Regions from separate parts of the Homo sapiens genome. Here region 1 is linked to region 2. The links are chromatin contacts, found by POLR2A ChIA-PET in ENCODE. All regions are on one chromosome and are shown on one strand. The core of a region is the stretch at or near the end of the contact, and the rest is flanking DNA. Distances in the headings are between cores, read along the strand shown.

Region 1 (7,299 bases), core at 3,760-6,259, 280 kb before region 2:
CATTTCTGGGTTTGGGAGACCAAGACTCTACCATTGGGTACCCTTTGAAGAACCCTCTAGAAGCCCGATTCTAGAGGGTACCATTTCTGCACCATTTCTTATCATCCGTGTCCTCATGCAAGCTGTTTATCCCCTTAAATCTTAGTATCTTCATCTGTAACATGGGGATCATAATAGTACTATCCTCATAGGATTATTTTAAGCTTTAAATTAATTTCTGTAAAATTCTTAGCATATAAGTACTCTATCTACATTAGTTATTACTAACATCTATTTTTATAATATGATTATTTTTGGTTATTAAAAAAACCTTCACGGCTGGACGTGGTGGCTCATGCCTGTAATCCCAGCACTTTGGGAGGCCTAGGTTGGCGGATCACTTGAGGTCAGGAGTTCGAGACCAGCCTGGCCAACATGGTGAAACCCCGTCTCTACTAAAAAAAATATGAAAACAACAACAACAAAAAACCTTCAACAAGAAAAAAAAATTAATCTTCACTATAGCAAATTTGTGAACTACTGCAAGTTTAAGGAAGAAACAATCATAACATCCAGAGATAAGTGCTATTATCATTTTGATGTACAGTATTCCCAGCTTAATTTTTTCTTGCTTTTTTTTTTTTTCTCTTTTTTTTTTGAGATGGAGTCTTGCTCTGTCGCCCAGGCTGGAGTGCAGTGGCGCTATCTCAGCTCGCTGCAGCCTCTGCCTCTGGGTTTCAAGTGATTCTCCTGCCTCAGGCTCCCAAGTAGCTGAGATTACAGGCACAGGCCACCATGCCTGGCTAATTTTTTTATTTTTGGTAGAAATGGGGCTTCATCATGTTGGCCAGGCTGGTGTCAAACTCCTGACCTCTAGTGATCCACCCCCCTCAGCCTCCCAAAGTGCTGGGATTACAGGTGTGAGCTACCGCTCCTGGCTGTCTTTTTGTTTTTGTTTTTTGTTTGTTTGTTTGTTTTGAGACATCGTCTTGCTCTGTCACCCAGGCTGGAGTGCAATGGCATGTTCACAGCTCACTGTAGCCTTGACCTCCTGGGCTCAAGTGATCTTCCCACCTCTGCCTCCTGAGTAGCTGGGACCACAGGCGCTTGCCGCTGCACCTGGCTAATTTTTGTATTTTTTGTAGAGATGAGGTCTCACTATGTTATCCAGGCTGGTCTCAAACTCCTGGGCTCAAGTGATCCTCCACCTCAGCCTCCCAAAATGCTAGGATTACAGATGTGAGCCACTGTGCCCAGCCCTTCCTTCCCAGCTTTTTTGGTGCATATATATACTTAGGGAAAATTAAAAACTGGGTTCATATTGTGTACTGTGTTATTCAACTGACATATTATGAGCATTTTCTCATATACTTAGATACTATTAGAAAATAATATTTTTAGAGAGTACCTAGTTTTCTAGCACATTGATATAACCCAATTTATATAACTAATCTATTAGTTTGGTATTAGATTATTTAGATTATTTCCTATATTTATATTTATAAATACTGTGGTAAATGTTCTTGTTCATAAATTTTTGTATGCATCTCTGCTTATTTCCTTAAGATAAATGCTTAGAAGTGAATTGACTGACTACACAAAATGCTATACCCTGTTTTTGTTTTTTTAATGTCAGGTATACAGAATTAGATTAACCAGAATGCTTGGTTCATGGTTCACTCTCATAACTGGCATATGGATGGCCTGGTTTTGTTAATTTAGGTGGTAAATTCATTAATAACGTAATCAGTACCTGTGAATTTATAACCCCAAACAAAAGCTAGGACCTTGACAAAACTAATATCTAACCATAGTTCCTCCTGCCCCCACTGCCCCATCTCCTTGCTCCCCACCCCAGACAATCATCCTGAATCCTGTGCTCATTTCCTTGCTTTCCTTTTTATATAGTTTTATTATACCTGTATATATTCCTTTTTTTTTTGAGACAAAGTCTCACTTTATTGTCCAGGCTGGAGTGCAATGGCATGATCTCGGCTCACTGCAACCTCTGCCTCCTGGGTTCCTGCCTCAGCCTTCCCAGTAGCCGGGATTATAGCTGTGTCCCACCACACCTGGCTAACTTGTATTTTTATTTTTATTTATTTATTTTTTTGAGACGGAGTCTCGCTCTGTCACCCAGGCTGGAGTGCAGTGGCATGATCTCAGCTCACTGCAAACTCCACCTCCCAGTTCAAGCGATTCTCCCGCCCCAGCCTCCTGAGTAGCTGGGACTACAGGCGCGCACCAACACATCTGGCTAATTTTTGTATTTTCAGTAGAGACGGGATTTCACCATATTGGCCAGGCTGGTCTTGAACTCCTGACCTCGTCATCCGCCCACCTCGGCCACCCAAAGTGCTGGGATTACAGGCATGAGCCACTGCTCCTGACAACTTTTGTATTTTTAGTAGAGACAGGGTTTCACCGTATTGCCTAGGCTGGTCTCGAACTCCTGACCTCAAGTGATCCACCCCGCCTCGGCCTCCCAAAGTGCTGAGATTACAGGCGTGAGCCACCACGCCTGGCCAATATCTGTACATATTCCTAAAGAATAGTTTTTAAATTGTTCTGAGTTTCATAAAAAAGGATATTATGTTGTATGTAATCTTTCAGGATTTATTTTATTTTTCACTTGATATTTTGCTAAAATCCGTCTGTATCATTGCATTTCACTGTAGTTCATTCATTTTGACTGATGTAAAATAATCCAATACATAAATATACCGCAGTTTATAATCTACTCTCTTACTGATGGGCAACTGCATTGTTTCTAGGATTTAGTTCTTGCGCACGCTGCTATTATGAACATTATTGTCAATGTCTCCTGTTGTACCCGTGCAAGCATTTCTCTAGAAAATCAATTGACGCTTCCCCCAGCCATGGATGAGAGAGCCTCTGGATCCATATCCTCTGGTATTGATGTTTCCATGGTTTGGGATCTATGTTGTCAAGTTGCTTTCCAGGTGGTTAGATCAGTTTGCCTCTCCTCCAGCAATGCAGGAGAATGCCCATTGCCCCAAACTCCTTCCAACACTGGGAATCTTTAAAAGATTTTTGACCATTTCATAGGAGAAAGATAACATCTCCCTGCTGTTTAACTTTGTGGTAAGGTACTGACTGTTTCAGAAGCTGAGCGAGAAGGGATTTGGTTCAGAGAATCGTTCCCAGTCTGATAATTTCAGTGATATTTCTGGAACTGATTACCCAGTGGCTCAGATGCTTTCCCATGTCCTGAAAGAGGTGACACTGTTGGAAGGAGGGAGTGAGGGGGGCCAGGATGGGAAACAAGCCCAATCACCACAGTGCAAGCTTGTCTTCTGGTCCCAGCCCCTGCCAATGTCAGATCACTTTTTCTCCTAATGAAATAGGCATTATCTCCCCCTACTCCCCACCCGAGAAAAGCCAGTATAATTCTACCCTTTGTTATTTGAATTGATAAATTTAAACCTCCTTCCCTCTCTGCAGTAAAAGAACTTTCTATTTTGGGCTCGGTGACATAGCCAACACCAAGCAGAGAGCAGCAGGCTGCAGCATGAGTTAATAGTTTTTCTTCAAGGGAGAGCGAATCCATAAGCAAACAGAAGGCCCTTCCAAACTGTGTCGTCTGCATAGCAACATGCAGCCCATTCGCCTGTCTTTATGCTGACGAATATATTTCTGAAAGGCTGAAAATTGAATACTACCTAATCTTCAGAGGAAGCTGGTGCATTAATTCTGAATTAATCAGGTTTCTTAATTCCAATCAATTTCCCTCCTCCCCACCCTGTGTACCTAACACTGGAATAGGTACTGTCAGGGAAGGGAATTCTGTTTTCAAGTGGATTTCTAGTCACCAAAGATTTAAGGAGTGCCCAAAACATTTTTCCTAAGAATATGACTTTCTCTGCTAGTCTGTTTCCATGCATGAAATCCCCCATATTGGGGTAGAATCCTGGGTCTTACAAGCCCCCAGGCATGCATAGAGGCATGTTCAGTTTTTCTTATGGGAAGTTTTCAATACTCACAAAAGTAGAGATAATAATATAATAAACACCCATTACCTATTGCTTGGCCTCAACGATTAACAATATATGGCAGTCTTGTTTTATCTATACCCCACCCCTCCCTCACCATCATTTTAAAGCAAATTTTAAAGCAAATCATGGTTATCTTCATATTTAAATACTATAAATTCTATAACAAATAAGGACTTTTTTCAATAACCACTATGTCACATATAAAACAATTAAAAATAATTCCTAATATCAACTGGTATCCAGCCAGAAATCAATTTGCCCTGACTTTCCTAAATGTCATTCTGTAATAGTTTATTCTAATCAGAAGCAAAACAATGTCATTTGTATTTGTTATATCTCTTATGTCTTTTTTAGTTTATAACATACATATGTGTGTGTGTATATATATGTGGGCATGTATATATGTGTATGTGTATTATTTTTCTTGTTGTTTTGTTTTTGTTTTTTGAGACAGGATCTCTCCCTGTTGCCCAAGCTAAAGTATAGTGGCACAATTATAGCTCACTGTAGCCTCAAATTCCTGGGCTCAAGCGATCCTCCCACCTCGGCTTCTCTAGTAGCTGGGACTACAGGCACATACTCCCATGCCCAGGTATTTTTTATTTTATTTTTTTCTGGAGACAGGATCTTACTGTGTTGTCCAGGCTGGCCTTGAACTCTTGATTTCAAGTGATCCTCCCACCTTGGCCTCCCAAAGTTCTAGAGATTACAGGCCTGAACCACTGTGCCCAGCCTTAATTTATAACAATTCTTCCTTTTTTTTTTATAGCCCTACTTTTTGGTGTTGTTGAAGATAATGGGTCTTTTAGTTATTATTGCTGTGTAACAAGCCACCCCAAACTTAGTGGCATAAAATAACAACCCATTTATTGTGTTTACAGAGTCTATGGGTCAGGAATTCAGAAAGGACCCAGTTGGGGATGGCTTCTCTCAGCTCCAAGCTGTCTAGGGACTCAGCTGGGAAGATTCAGCCTGAGGATGACTTCACAACTGGGAGCTAGAAGCAGCTGAAGTCTTGTTTACTCACGTGTCAGTGGCTGGGCCTGACGCATTCAAAAACTAGGACTGCTGACCACAGCGCCTACACATGGCCTCTCTCTGTGCCTTGGCTTTCTCACAGAATGGCAAGTTAAACTTCTTACATAGCAGCTTAGGTCTACAAATGCAAGTGTTCCAGCCACAAGGTGGATGCTGTATCACTTTCCTTTTTGAGATGGAGTCTTACTCTGTCACTCGGGCTGGAGTGCAGTGGCACCATCTCGGCTCACTGCAACCTCCGCCTCCCAGGTTCAAGTGATTCTTCTGCCTCAGCCTCCCGAGTAGCTGGGATTATAGGCATGCACCACCACGCCCAGCTAATTTTTTGTATTTTTAGTAGAGACAGGGTTTCACCATGTTGGCCAGGCTGGTCTCGAACTCCTGACCTCAGGTGATCCACCCACCTCGACCTCCCAAAGTGCTGGGATTACAGGTGTGAGCCACCGTGCCTGGCTGCTGTATCACTTTTTATAACCTAACCTCAGAAATCACAGAGTGTTAGTTTTGCTGTCTTCTGTTGGGTACAAGTCACAAGCTTCCCCAGACTCAAAGAGAGTGGAATCAGACTCTACCTTTAGAGTAGCAAAGTTCCAAAAGAGCACGTAGGGTGGGCAATATTATTGCCCCCATTGGAGATTAGGACCATCAGTTGAGCCTGCCTTTCCTCCACCAGCCAGGAAAGATGTTGCAAACAATGGAAGCCTGGTGGAAGAGAGAAAGGGTGGAGTTTGTTTGCAGGGCCATATCCTACAGTTGTACATACTGTGCCATGAACAGCCAAGGAGACGAGCTGAGATGAATCCAGCTCTACTTGCCACACCTGTGCCTTACTGTGGGACTGCATCTCCAGGATGAAGAAGCACCTTTTCTAATATGCATAGATACCATATAGGCAAGAGGAGTCCTCACATGGATGGTAAAAGGTCATTTAACCTAACTTGAAATTATTGGGTATCTATGGAACACATGCTACTTTAGAGAATACTAGGGCTTGTTTCAGCTTAAGAGGCACACACAAGTAGGCCAAGAAATATCTTAGAGTATCTCAAAAATGATGCTGGGTTGACTCAAATGTTGTTTTAAAATTGTGTAACTTTTTTTTTTTTTTTTTTTTGAGACAGAGTCTTGCTCTGTTGCCCAGGCTGGAGTGCAGTGGCATGATCTTGGCTCACTGCAACCTCCGCCTCCCAGGTTCAAGCGATTCTCCTGTCTCAGCCTCCCAAGTAGCTGGGACTACAGGTGCCTGCCATCACACCCAGCTAATTTTTGTATTTTTAGTAGAGTTGGGGTTTCAACTTTTTGGTCAGACTGGTCTCCAACTCCTGACCTCAGGTGATCCACCTGCCTCGGCCTCCCAATGTGCTGGGATTACAGGCGTAAGCCACCACGCCTGGCCCTAAAATGGTGTAATTTTTAGCACCAGGTACTTTTTATTTATTTATTTTGTTTTAGAGTTAGGGTCTCACTCCGTCACCCAGGCTGGTGTGTAGTGGCACAATCATAGCTCACTGCAGCCTTGAACTCCTGGGCTCGACTGCTCCTCCCACCTCAGGCTCCCAAGTGGCGAGGACTACAGGTGTGTGCCACCATGCCAGGCTAATTTTAAAATTTTTGTAGTGACATTGTGTTACCCAGGCTGGTCTTGAACTCCTGGGCTCAAGCAATCCTCCTTCCTCAGCCTCCCAAAGTGCTGGGATTACAGGCTTGAGCCACCATGCCTGGCTCCACCAGGTACTTTTTGATTGCATTGGTCTAGAATGTTCTAGACCTATCTTTGAAGAAGCTGAGGCACTGTATCTCAATGCCTGAGGGACTAGCCCTATCCACATATTGCCAGCCTTGGCTCGATGCAAAAAGTGGGCACAGGATTTCTAGGAAACCAGCCCAAACAGAATTAGGGGTTTTCTTTTATTCTTTGTGGTGCTTATTCCTCATTAACATAGCTTTTGCATTTTAGTTAGATCCCCAAGAAAGTACATGGTTTCATTTCTGTTTATGGGCATCAGGAAACTTTAAAAAACTACAGATAAAACGAGGTAACTTTCAAATATTTTAAAGAGCTGGAAAAGCCAGCACAGTGGCGTTCAGCTAGTAGTGCTAGCTACTGAGGAGGCTGAAACGGGGGGATCACTTGAGCCCAGGAGTTTGAGACTGTAGTGTGCAATGATTGTGCCTGTGAATAGCCACTGCATTCGAGCTTGGGCAACATAGTGAGACCTGTGTCTCTTAAAAAAAAAAAAAAAGAGCAAGATAGCAAAAGAGCAAG
Region 2 (7,051 bases), core at 828-3,327:
AGCCAGGTCTAACTGGAAGGTAATACCCAGACCATCCTCTTGCCAGACAATTCTCCTCAGACTTTGTGAATGAAGGCCAAGGAAGAAGAAATGTTGCAGTGACTCCCTTTGAGCTCATATTTCTTTCTTGTTGCAAAAACTGCTTATTTCAGCATTCATCATCTCCCTCTTTGTTGGGTAGACAATCCGCCCTGTCGGAGGATTTGTGCTGTTATTATGAGTTTGTTTATTATTAGATTTATTTCTCCTATAAGCAAATGTGTTCACAACATTCCATCGGGGAATCTTCTTAATTGTCACATAAATGTCATCTTATGTAAATTGAATATTTATCTTCCCATGGAAGGGGGTGGAGGGGAAAGGAAGAATAAACAATCTTCAGTCTTGGAGAGGGAAGGCGACTCCGGTGTCCATTCACAACTCACCCACGTGCCTTCAAAGCCAAAGGTGAGCTGAAAAATTATTGGATAATCTGAGGGGCAGCCGACCATGAGGGGGAAGAAAAAGTTGGCCACGATGCTTTGGGGATGTTGGGCCAGGCTCCCCACAACCTCCTCCCGAGGCCAGACCCACCCCCTCCCCAGCTAGAGGCATTCCGAGGAGGTTGGAGCTTGACCCCCGATTCCTCCCCAACCAGGAGGCCAGTCCTTCTCCTTCCTCGAGAGAAGGTGAGCTCGGCGGGCGCAGCGGGTTGGGTGGGTGTGGCCCGCGGCTCCGGGAACAGACCCAAGGCCCCGCCACCGCCGGCTAGCAGCCCGACAGCCCGCCCGCCTGGCGAGCGCAGGCTCTTCTTCCAGAAACTGCGAGGATCCGAGCGTACTGTTTGTGCACCACAAGGTCAAGTCGGGAAGTGGAGCCGGAGGAGGAGGGGCGAGGAGGCGAAGGGTGGGGAGAGGGGCGCCCCGCTTCCTCGCCATGTGCCAGCCTTTGGAAGTTACCCCTCGGTTTTTAACCCTTTCGGGGTAATGGGAAGGAAGAGCAAGGAGGAAGGGGTCGCCCCGGGGCAAAATCCTGCTGGGGCCAGGATGTGCAACCACCCACCCACCCGCTCATCACTGCCTTCTCCACCCCCCGGAAATGCGGGGCAGCGCTAGGCGCCAGGAGGCACCCGGGAGGGGGGAGGGGGCGACGAGCCCAATGGGGACCCTCTCTACGGACCGCCCCTCTTTTCTTGAGGTCGCCTACAATTTCAAGTTCCCCCGCCCGGAATGTTAGTTTTCCATTTGGAGTGGGTGCGGGGAGGAGGGCCGCGCCCCCTCCCCAAGACTCGCGTTCGCCCCTCCACTCCCCTCCTGCCAGCACTTTCTGCTCACTTCTGGTGCTGCAAAACGCCACGCAATTTATTCGATTCGCATTTTAAAACCAGCGATTCAGAAGCAGGGCCTAGGGCGAGGGTCTTCCAGCGCTGGAGCCCCGGGGGGCGGGGTGCTCAGTGCAAACCTCGTTCCCTCCGCGAGTGTCGCCTCCAGGCTGTTATTTGCAAAGAAACGTCTTTTTGACGCAGGGAGAAATGGCAAATTTTAAGTACGTCATTAATATGGCGCCAAAAGATTTTTTTAAGTATAAGCTCGCTTTTTTTTTTTTTTAAGGTTGCGGGGGGCGCCGCCCGGGTCTGGGGCGCGTAGGGGGCGGGGTGTGAGCAGAAAGTGTGAGTGAAAGAGTGGAGGGGCGGGGTATGTGTGTGAGTGTGTGAAGTGTGAGCAGACCTGATGGGACTTGCACGGGCGCAGCCGCCGCTCGGGCCCGGCCCTGGGGACAGGGCGGGCTAGGGGCGCCCCAGAGTCCATGGGGAGTCCGGGCCCAGGGTGCCAGCAGGCGTGGTGGTGGGGCTGCGAGGGAGGGCACCCTTCCCCCACGGGGCCCGCAACGCTACCTGGACTCCCCGCCGGAGCCAAACAACTGGGCGGGGGGTTGGGGGGGCGGCGACGGGGGTGTCGGGAGCGGAGATCCGAGTGAATAAGAAAAAAGTGGCTACTCCCCCTCCCTCGCTCCTCCTGCCCGCCCCCACCCCACCCCCACCCCAACACATTTTTTTTTTCTAAAGAGATCACAAGGAAGTCTTGGTTTAAAAAGAAACAGAAACATACACAGGGGGTTGGTGAATGGTGCCGACCGCGGCCATCGCAGTTGGAGGCTATTTTTTGGGGGGGGTGAGTAGCGTCCATGGAGTTACTTTGCGCCCACTCCTAGCGGCACCGGCTTAGGTCCTGCGGGCCGACCGTCCCCGGCGGGGGGCGTGGGGCCTGGGACGCCGCGGGCCCGGCCGCCTCCCTCGCCGCGACCCCGGATGGATGCGCGCCCCCCGCCCTCCCGCGCCGGCCCCAGGAGCTCCCGGCTTCGGGAGCATCCTTCCCGCGCCGGTCCCTGCAGCGGCGCGTAGCCGAGGGCAGCGCCCGTCAGGGGGGCACCGCGGAGCAAGGTAAGATCCAGCCCCCGGCGGATGGGCCCTGCGCATCTCCACGACGTTATTTGGCGTTTTTGCAACAGATCTGCCAGCGCTCTTCGCTCCCTCGCTCTCTCTTGCTCGCTCGCTCCCTCTCTCTCCTGCTGGCTGCCTGTTCTAGGAAGCCAGCGCGGAGAGGGGGGGGATGCACAGCACAGGGGAGAGAGATTGCGCATGTTGGTCAGTCGTGTTTTAAAGAGTACAGTGCGGGGAGGCTGAGAGGGGCGCATGCAACAACAACTTTTGGAAGGGTGAGCTTGGCGACCTTCTTTATTAATGACTGCGGCAAAGCGCCCCCGGGCCGGCGAGGGGGCGCGGGCGGGCGGGGGCGCGCCAGGGCTGCAACTTCCCCGCGGGCTCCGGCCGGGCGTAGGGGCTGCGGCGGGAGATGGGTACGGTGGGGAGGTCGAGCGGCCCGGGCGGGGGCTCCGAGAACCTGGAGCTATCTGCCCTCCTGTCTCCCCGAGTTTCATTTTGTTGATACGCAGCACGTCCGGGCGCCGAACCGGGCTGAGCCGGTGCACATGACCTCGCGCTGGGCTCACGTGCAGCCGGTCCGGTCCCAGACACCTTCCGGGGGCCACCGCCTCCGCCCTGTCGCCCCCTCTCCCGGCCCGGTGCACGCGGGCGCTGCACGCGGGGGCAGCATGCTCGGCTCCTGGGGTTGGAGGCTCTGCACAAATTAGACAGTTTTTTTGGAGGGGCGGGGGACACCCTTTCCAGGTGAGTGTGGAGGGTGCGGAGCCTCGGCGCCAGGGGTGAGGACTGGGGTCGGGGGCAGCCTCCACCTCCGGGGCCGCGCGGTAGTCCAGCTGGGGAGAGGCGCTGGGAGAGTGGAAATGTACCGGCGGCGGCCGGAGCGGCGGGTGCGCGCCCGCGGGGCGACGGCAGGGGGCGTGGCCCTTGTTTACCTTCTCCCAACTCTGCCGGTTCGCGTCCCGCTTCAGGGACGGATCCGCAGTCCCCAGCCCTCTGCCTAGGGCCCTGCACCATGGGTGGTACCAGGAAGATGCCGGCTTGTGGCGGACCCCGTTTGGGACGCACACACCTGACTCTCAAATGAGTGACATTGCAGCCCCCGCCCCCACCTAGCGCTGCTGCAGTCCCTTTGCCGGATCCCCGGCCCCGCCCCGCCCCCGGCAGTGGCATCTTCCCGGCCTCACCTCCTTCCTCCCTCTCCCTCCCTTCTTCCCACCCACTCGCCTGCGCCTGCGGAGCGGCGCCCGCCCGCCTCCTCCCCGCCTGGGTGCAGACTTGTGGCTCCCCATGGTTTCTTCCCGCCCATCCCTGGGTCCTGAGACATCCTCTCCTCTCGGCCAAGGGACGAGAGGGGTCAACTTGGCGATTCGCAGCTGTTCTGCCAGAGGATGGGGTTGCCTGCGAGACAGCCAGGAAGGCTTCACTCTAGCTTCCAGAGGCCCAGCCCTGTCCCCTACTACACACAGCTACCACCCCACCCGCCCCTGGGGCTCGGCTGCCCTTCCCGGTGTCTCTTAAACCCCTCCCCCGACCTGGGTGTTAAGCCCACCCACCTCCCGGCGCCGCCCCCGGTCGAACAGCCTCTTGCCCTTCCTTCGCCTGGGCCGGAGCCCCCCGCAGCCTCCTCCGGCTCCTCCTCCCGGCTCCGGCGGTCGGAATCACGCCGGCGCGCCTCCAGCCTGCGGTCCCGCGGACTGCCTCCAGGGGCGGGCTGGAGGCGCGCGCAACTCCCCTCCCAATCCCCTCAGCCACTGCCGCTGGCCTGGGCACTTTTTTACCAGCTTGGCTGCTGGCCTCTTGCTGGAGGCTGGGGGAGGTGAAGGGTCACTGGGTGTCTTTGCCGTATGCCGAAGGCACACTGCGGCCGGCGATTCTGGTCTCTGCAGATTTCCAAACCTCGCCGCTGCGTCTAGCACCCCTGGGTCATCTTCTGCAGGATCCCGAGGCACAAAGTTGTATCCCGGGTCAGAGTTTGTAGGGGGTCATCGAGAGGTGTCATGTTTCCATTCAGAGCGGTTCCAAAGCGTCTAGGAAGGGGCTGAGTGGGACCTGCTGCCTTGCCTTTGTTGGAAGGAGGACCCCTGAGCTCTGATCCCAGACAGGCTGTCAGGACGCCCCCTTAGCATTTATGTTTGCAAACTGATTCCTGGACCTGGGAGGTGGTAGGGCCGCCTGGCCCCTCCTCTCGGAGTGGCATTAACTCCCTCCCTTCACTGGTAAAATTCCCAGTAGGACATTTGGCAAAAGGGCTCGGCATGGAGCTGCCAACCGGGCCTGGCTTTGTTTCCTGGGTTCCCAGGGCTTCTCCCCTACCCTGACTTTCTTTCTCACCTTAGGGCCCCAGATGAACGCACCGTCCGTCTTGTCCCATCTTCCTTAGACGGGCTGGGACTCGCAGAGCCATCTAACAAGCAGAGGAGGAAAATAACAACAGAATAACTATAAGGGGGAAGGAATGAGTAATAAAGCTGACCCAGGCAGGGAGGAGGGCTTTCATGTTTAAGAGATGCTATTTGCTTTTTGGGTCACAGGCTGCAAAAACAGGCTTTGATCCGAAGTGGGCGAATAATTTATTGAGCAAGTTTGCATGGTAGAGGAAGGGATGTTTGTTTGATCTGGAGCCCTCTAGGTTGCCCCAAGTGCTGTTGGCTGTTGTTTTGAGTGGAAAAGCATTTGGTTCTGCAGCAAATGCCTCACAGAGGGAAGTCCTCGCCCCAGGCAGCAGGACTTGCAGTGAATATTGGTTTTGAAATTGTTTGGCCAAGGGTCCCCCCATCACTTTTGGAGATGAAGTGTTTAAGGATAGAGTTGTTTGGGCTCAGGATGCAGCAAATGTTTCCAGAATGTTTTCCCGTCCAAAATGCTTTTCCTTTCCCTAAATTGCCTGGCTAAAGGGCCAGTAACAGTGGTCCAAGAGGTTGTCAGAAATCTCCACTTAGCTTTCATGGACTGGTGAGGTGGGACTGCCAGTCCCCAGGTCCTAGATGCACCACGGAGTATTGACACTGTATAGGCCCTGGACACTGACCCCCACATCCTTGAGGTTGGGAGGCAGGGTGTTCTGGCTCTAACCTAGTGTTCCTCTTAACAGGAAGGCAGTTGTCTTATGCTCATGACACAGGTAAGAGGCTTCTAGTCCAAATTCTTCATGGCACATGCAGCAGGCTTTTTGGGACCTCACAGTTCTCCCTTTAGGTTCTCTGATGGGGAGAACAGGTCAGAGTTGGGGAGCAGGATACCCCTGGCTTGCCCTGTCCTCCAGATAGGACCCTTACCATGTGGCTCAAAAGCTTACAATTGTAGGTCTGCTCAAAGCTCCTTTCAGACAGCCCATAGGAATCTAGAATACCCATACCCTGGAACTTGTAGGCCTGTACACTTCAGCCCACTGGAGATGGGGTACACCTTCTGGAGTCAGACAGCCTAGGTTTGAATCCTGGCTGTGCAGTTACCAACTGTCATAATGGCTCTATACCTCAGTTCCTTCTGTTACAAGGAGCACTTTCTGCAAATGGGATTAATAACAGTACCTATCTCATAGTGGATGTATAGAATAAGTGATTACCTAAAAAAGACTAAGCCCAAAGCAGGCATGTGATAAGCACGTGATTAGTATTAGTCATCCTTATTATACCTGGGGAGGGTCCCCGATGCAGCTTGGACCTTTGATCTCTCACCTTTAGGCTAGGCCAGAGAGCCAGCTCGCTTCTCTGCAGAAGGGATCAGAAGGATCCTGCAGGTGCCAATAGGCAGCCGATATGGGAGCGAGTAGACGGAGCTCTGCCCTCTCTGGGGCAAAGAGTAGGGTGAGAAGGTTCTGAAGAACAAAGTAGACAGAGCCTTTTCATTCTCCCACCATCCCCTTGGTACGTCCCCAGAACTGGTCTGGAGGGTGGGTGTGGCAGCGTCTTCAAGGGGAGCTGAGTCCCCTCTGGGACACTTGAAGTTGCAGACAGGCAATGGCTGGTGTTGCAGGAGGGTTCAGGCTCCTCTAGACTTGGAGAAGCAGGTCCAGGAAGCCGACTGGAGGATCCCAGGCAGCAGCCCTCTACTCTGTATACAAAATCATTTTTGTAACTGCAATTACTGTCCCTGAGAAGGCATTAAAGTTAATGAGAGATAGGAAAGAGTGGGGCTGTGACCCCGGTTTAAAGCGGTTTAAGAGTGTGCAGCTCTTGTTTTCTGAATGTCTGGCCTTCCCAACACAAGGAGGCTCTGAGGACAGGTTTTCCAGCCGAAATATCATTAAATTGTATTAGCATCTTATTACACACACGCCTTAGCGGTCTGCCTCAGACAGGGAGAGTTTTTGTTTCTCTTTGAAAGATTGTGTCTGGAATGGTAAATTGCCTGCTTGAAAGCCCTTTTTTCCCCTTTTTTTAAAGAAGAGGACGAAATCCTGCTGTGTGGTGGCAGGCAGGCCAGGCCTAGTGGCCCCTGGAGAGGAGAGGCTGGAGGCCAGGTTGGGGTGTTTTAACTGCCCAGGGAGTGGCTGCAGTGGCAGGCCTGAAAGGCCCACTGTTCCCAGGGTCAGCTGGAAGGGCGTTAATGGAGGCCCAGGGTGTTTATTTGAGTTTATTTGCAGAGAGGTCTTTAAAGGGGGCTGGCATTGGGCATTGGTGTTTTAAG

Evidence for each region. ChIA-PET counts read pairs that join two places held with the same protein, here RNA polymerase II (POLR2A).
Region 1: POLR2A ChIA-PET joins it to region 2 with 19 read pairs in Caco-2. The contact joins the enhancer-like site here to the promoter of JADE2 in region 2. POLR2A ChIA-PET finds 5 or more read pairs at or near these places in 2 of 52 experiments (Caco-2 and MCF 10A).

What each region holds. Positions count from the first base shown.
Region 1 is chr5:134,237,287-134,244,585 of GRCh38, forward strand. No RefSeq gene overlaps it. Among named protein-coding and RNA genes, the nearest start is that of PPP2CA-DT, 15 kb to the left of the region's middle. RefSeq lists an enhancer at 3,423-3,472. Within about 2 kb of position 5,010, at least 8 of the 41 ENCODE cell types and tissues checked have a DNase peak (open chromatin) inside an H3K27ac peak, as active enhancers do.
Region 2 is chr5:134,523,593-134,530,643 of GRCh38, forward strand. It overlaps JADE2 (jade family PHD finger 2), which reads left to right and starts at 2,078. Exons shown (of 12, transcript NM_001388185.1): 1 at 2,078-2,419. It overlaps LOC124901070 (a long non-coding RNA gene), which reads right to left and starts at 2,010. Exons shown (of 3, transcript XR_007058942.1): 1 at 1,874-2,010; 2 at 1,314-1,491; 3 at 1-452. RefSeq lists silencers at 848-1,167, 1,748-1,797, 1,818-2,037, 2,168-2,247, 2,278-2,537 and 2 more.